2 separate regions of the Homo sapiens genome follow, and region 1 is linked to region 2. A link is a loop called in an ENCODE intact Hi-C map of the cell type or tissue named here. Cell type or tissue: breast epithelium. All regions are shown on one strand. Each heading gives the region's core, and the rest is flanking DNA. Links, peaks and the distances in the headings are about the cores only. Region 1 overlaps HECW2 (HECT, C2 and WW domain containing E3 ubiquitin protein ligase 2). Region 2 overlaps HSPE1-MOB4 (HSPE1-MOB4 readthrough).

Region 1 (2,804 bases), core at 125-2,624, 1.3 Mb before region 2:
GGGCAAATGTTTCCTGTGTACCGAAAGGCATAATTTGCAACACGAAGGAACATTATCTCCATGAACACAAGGCTGCTCTCCTAGATGAATGAGGGATAGGACCGTGCAGTTCAAGTCCACTCAAGGGTGGCACAATCAGTGTCAGTGCTCCAGTCTGAGAAACTGCAGACTAGAAAACCCAGACAGGGCAGAACGCAGCTGTAATGAATCAACTTTCAAGAGCAAAATCATTGATAAGAGAGAGAAAAATGAAGAACAAGGAACTGAACGAAAATCTTTTAAGACACAAAAGAAACTTTTTTTTTTTCTTTAGACGGAGTCTCACTCTGTCGCCCAGGCTGGAGTGCAGTGGCACGATCTCGGGCACTGCAAGCTCCACCTCCCGGGTTCATGCCATTCTCCTGCCTCAGCCTCCTGAGTAGCTTGGACTACAGGCGTCTGCCACCACGCCCGGCTAATTATTTTTTTGTATTTTTTTAGTAGAGACGGGGTTTCACCATGTTAGCCAGGATGATCTCGATCTCCTGACCTTGTGATCCACCCCCCTCAGCCTCCCAAAGTGGTGGGATTACAGGCATGAGCCACTGTGCCCTGCCAAGAAACATGTTTTTTTAAGAGCTGATTACTTTAAAAAACAGCACAGACACTAACTACTCCTATATAATTTGAGATGCTTAAAAGGACGTGGGAAATGCCATAATGCATTCCATCAATATCAATACAGACACAATAAAAATTAGCTCTGATTCTGTTTATACTCTAGGTAAAGGGATTTAATTATAAAAACTCTGAGACAGCAATTGTTAAATGCAAAAATTCTTTTGCTCATAGTTCCATCATGAAAGAAGTCATTTACACATTATTTCATTTTAAAATTATAGTAAATTGGCTGGGTACGGTGGCTCACGCCTGTAATCCCATCACTTTGGGAGGCTGAGGTCGGTGGATCATGAGGTCAGGAGATCGAGACCATCCTGGCCAACATGGTGAAACCCCGTCTCTACTAAAAACACAAAAATTAGCTGGGTGTGCTTGTAGTCCCAGCTACTTGGGGGGCTGAGGCAGGAGAATCACTTGAACCCAGGAGGCGGAGGTTGCAGCGAGCCGACATCGCACCACTGCACTCCAGCCTGGCAACAGAGTGAGGCTCTGTCTCAAAATAAATAAATAAATAAATAAAATTACAGTAAATTATGCTGTTGGCCTTTGTCAAATTCTTAATACAAGTGAGGTATAATTGCCAAGAAATTCCAGAGCAGGAATGATGTTACTTCCACTTTGGAAATACAAAATGTTCTTGGAAGATTGCGCTAATAAAATTGTGTGAGAACTACAAGTGAAGTTCTAGGTCATAATACTTTGTAGACAGAGGAATTTTATGGTCTTTACAGTCTTAAAGAAAATCAGGTACAAAAGATCAATGTTACATCAAATGAAGGGCTGACTTCATGGATAGTCAGCATTTTGCTAATACTGTGCAGGAAAAAATTTCAGTAACAGACACTAGGGAGTTTTTGCTTTGTCATTGCTAGGCAGGTCTAAAGAACTTCTATATTGTGTTACCCTATTTTCATATACTGTTACAAAATTGCATAATCATATACAAACTAAAGAATTCTATCTGACAAAATATTTCAGAAGACACTAGAAATAGCTTGGCATCCAACTCCCGGGCAGTCTCAGTCTTTTTTGATTCTGGGTGTGTGACCCAGAACCTGGACTGTTCTGATGACTAGCACTGGTTCTCCGTATTGGACAGGGGCTGGATCTTAGCCTGATCCAGCATGGCTCCATGCCTCTGTCCTGGGACAGCTCAGACGCTCATCTCTTTCCTGGTTCACTTTCAAAAAATCCCTATGACATTTAAAACAAATGCCCTGTGAGTGAATGAAAACAAAACATCAAGCACTACAATAATTTCTGGAAGGCTCCATCTTCTGGAACATAGCTCAACGCTGGAACTTAACAAAAAACACGTCCAAATCCCTGGCACAAAGCACAAGCACTGAAAACCTGGCATTTTTGCTTTATTCTCTGAGTAGTAAAAGGCCCTCGAGTCATTTCTTGGAGCTTGCTGATGTTCATGTACATACCATTTATTGAAAATAACTTAATGCTCTGACTTCTCAAACCTTGACAGAGATCTTGGCAGGGAAGTGATTTATTAAAGGGAAATGTAAAGGGTCTGCCAATAGCAGGCACCCTCTGATAGCTCTATGGGTGAGGACAAGGGAGACTAACAACACAAAAAGTTAAGTCTCTATACTATGAGAGAGACAGTGTCTGTGGCTTTCTTTTGGTCTCTGGGATCACAACTTCCCCATCCCTACCCACCCAGGGAGCATCCTTCATTTGTGCAATTTGGTTCCTAGATCATCTTTGTAGGGCTGAGTCAAGGGAAGGGATCAAACACCTTTTCTAAAAACAACTCTAAAGCTACTTCAGGGACTGTAGGAAAGGTGGGGAAAGGGAGAGGGACAGATGAGAGAGAGAGAGACAGACAGACACACACACACACACACACACACACACACACACAGAGAGAGACAGAGAGGAATAGAGAGGGAGGAAGGAAGAAAAGGAGAGAGAGAATGAGCAGAGAAGAGGAACTGTTTGTGAAAAGAGAAGATGACATAAACAGCTGGTAAAATGCTAAGACTTTGTGGTGGGAGAAAGAAAACGAAGATCATTAAGGGCACACAATGTGGTGGGAGAAATAATTCCCTCTCACAACCCATCCCCTCAAGACAATCTTTAGTAAAGACCCACAGGGCTCTTCTGTGCTCTCTGAGTGTTTTACTTCT
Region 2 (2,804 bases), core at 188-2,687:
TTGTTTATGCCTTGCACTTGTAGAAAGTCATTTTGGTGTATTTGAATTATTAAATGTTTTTCTTTATGCCTTCTGGGTATGACGTTAAACTCTGAAAAGTCTTCTCCAAAACTTAAAGTTTCTTCCACGGTTTCTTTAGGTATTTTTATAGTTTGGGTTTTTCTTTAAAAAAAAAACAACAGATTTTGATTTTGGCTCCATCTGTAGATTTTCCTGTTAAAAGATATAAGAAATGTTTAAAATTCCCCTACCATCTTATAGATTAAGCCTAAGTCTTTAAGACACTTAAAATTTCGCTTGCGAAATGCCCTTTCAGTCTCATTTAGCCTGAAGACATGACTTGGAAAAACATCAATGGTTATTTACTTACCTGGCTTGAATGTCAGTTCAAAAGGCTAGTTTATTATAGTATTTTTAAGTCACGCATTTTTTGAATATGGGCTAGGCACTGTTCTAGGCACTGGATATACAGGGATGAATAAGATCGGGGAAGCACACAGTAAACAACTAAATTAATAGCATGATTTTAGATACAGATTGGTGTTATCAAGAAAATAAAGACAGACTGGGCACAGTGGCTCACACCTGTAATCCCAGCACTTTAGGAGGCTGAAGTGAGGATCACTTGAGCCTAGGAGGTTGAGGCTGTAGTGAGTGGTGATCATGCCACTACACTCCAGCCTGGGTGAGAGCATAAGACACTGTCTCAAAGGGGAAGAAAAAGGGTGAAGCCCAGTGTCTCACACCTGTAATACCAGCATTTTGAGAGGCCAAGGCAGGAGGATCCTTTGAGGCCAGACGTTTGAGACCAGCCTGGGCAACAAAGTGAGACAATCTCTTAAAAAAAAAAAAAAAAAGCTGGGCGTGGTGGCTCACGCCTGTAATCCCAACACTTGGGAGGCCGAGGCGGGTGGATCACAAGGTCAGGAAATCGAGACCATCCTGGCCAACGTGGTGAAACCCCGTCTCTACTAAAATATAATGGTGCACGCCTGTAGTCCCAGCTACTCTGGAGGCTGAGGCAGGGGAATTGCTTGAACCCGGGAGGTGGAGGTTGCAGTGAGCTAAGATCACGCCACTGCACTCCAACCTGGCGATAGAGTGAGACTCTGTCTCAAGAAAAAAAAAAAACAAAAAAACAGACAGAGAATAATGTTCAAATAATACGTTGAAGATGTATGAAACCATACATAGGCACTGACTTGTTCAACTGTGAATATACATTCCCATGCTTCCCTGCTGCCTCAACTTTGCTCGGCTTGTAATGAAATCTCCTGTAGCTCTGCACATAAATGCTATCCACACTTTAAGACACATGACAACTACATACATCATTCACAGTGTGCCAACTTTGCTTTTAGACTGGCTTCCTTTAAGCCAGAATGGCTGCTGCAGGCCCATATTGGGTGATGTCCATTGGCAGAAAAAAGAGAGCATCTCTTTTGGTATCTTCTGAAGAGCAAGTAAATCTTTCTCCAAAGTGCTTCATTACATCGTTTCACATTTCTTTTCTTTGTTTTATTTTTTTTTGAGACAGGATCTCACTCTGTCACACAGGCTGGAGTGCAGTGGTGCAATCATGGCTCACTGCAGCCTTGAACTCCCAGCGTCAAGCAATCCTCCCATCTCAGCCTCCTGAGTAGCTGGGACTACAGGTGTGTGCCACCATGCCCAGCTAATTTTTGTATTTTTTTGTAGAGATGGGGGTGTATGTGGGGGGGGTTATACTATGTTTCCCAGGCAGGTCTTGAACTCCTGGGCTCAAGCAATCTTCTCACCTCAGGCTCCCAAAGTGCTGGAATTACAGGTGTGAACCACAGAGGCTGGCCCTTTCACACTTAGGCCAACAGGAATTTATCCCTCAGCTAGATATGGGTTTACCTTTCCCTGGTCATAGCATGAGAGAAGAACACTGAGCAAGATCAGAGGCTGTTTGCAAAGAGCATGTGAAAGGGGCTGCTTCAATACTTAAGGCGTTCAGCCTTGTACTGTAGTAATCTACATAAGATGCTTTCCCATTAATTTCAAGGCTCTTTGAGGAAAGCTTGTCTTATATATCTTCATGTTTTTCAGCACTTAGCCCAGTGCCTTGCACATAATATGCATTAACTCTTTTTTTTTTTTTTTTTTGGAGATGGAGTCTCACTCTGTTGCCCAGACTGGAGTGCAGTGGCTCAATCTCGGCTGACTGCAATCTCCGCTTCCCGGGTTCAAGTGATTCTCCTGCCTCAGTCTCCTGAGTAGCTGGGACTATAGGCGCACACCACTGTGCCCAGCTAATTTTTGTATTTTTTTTTTTTTTAGAAAAGACGGGGGTTTCACCATGTTGGGCACATTGGACTCAAACCCCTGACCTCGTGATCCGCCCACCTCGGCCTCCCAAAGTGCTGGGATTACAGGCTTGAGCCACCGCACATGGCCTGCATTAACTCTTTTATTTGGATTTAAAAATTCCCCAAAGTGAATTTTTATTGGATAATTTTTTTTAATGTGTCAATGATTTGAAGCTCATGGATAATTTGAAATTACTTATGATACTTTGGCTTTATAAAATATTTTCTTCTAAAGCTTCAAGGTTCCATATTTAATTTTATGCTTGCTTTCATACTTTATGGGGCAGAGGGAAAGAACTGCTATGCACAATCTTCATTACACATGAAGAAACATTTATTTGATAGCTTGTTCAATGTCTTAACAGTTAACAGGCAAGAGAATCTAGATTTTCCGAATCCCAGTCCAGAGCTATTCCTACTGGTGCATATTGCCTTTAAACAGATCACTCCACTCCTCCTTTACCTGAAATA

The links. A loop is a pair of places that touch in the nucleus more often than their neighbours do. Peaks named below come from ENCODE experiments on the same cell type or tissue, not always from the same donor. Only the 100,000 strongest peaks of a DNase experiment are listed, where the experiment ranks them.
Region 1: a loop joins it to region 2, with 36 times the contacts of the local background. A loop is called at or near these places in 1 of 110 quality-filtered maps.

Annotation. Positions count from the first base shown.
Region 1 is chr2:196,246,094-196,248,897 of GRCh38, forward strand. The region is part of intron 19 of HECW2 (HECT, C2 and WW domain containing E3 ubiquitin protein ligase 2); the gene reads right to left. Among named protein-coding and RNA genes, the nearest start is that of HECW2-AS1, 13 kb to the right of the region's middle. In breast epithelium, for the core only: no CTCF peak of the experiment used is centred there; no DNase peak of the experiment used is centred there; H3K4me3 peaks cover 436 bases; H3K27ac peaks cover 1,046 bases.
Region 2 is chr2:197,510,835-197,513,638 of GRCh38, forward strand. All of the region lies in intron 2 of HSPE1-MOB4 (HSPE1-MOB4 readthrough), which reads left to right. Among named protein-coding and RNA genes, the nearest start is that of MOB4, 3.8 kb to the right of the region's middle. In breast epithelium, for the core only: no CTCF peak of the experiment used is centred there; no DNase peak of the experiment used is centred there.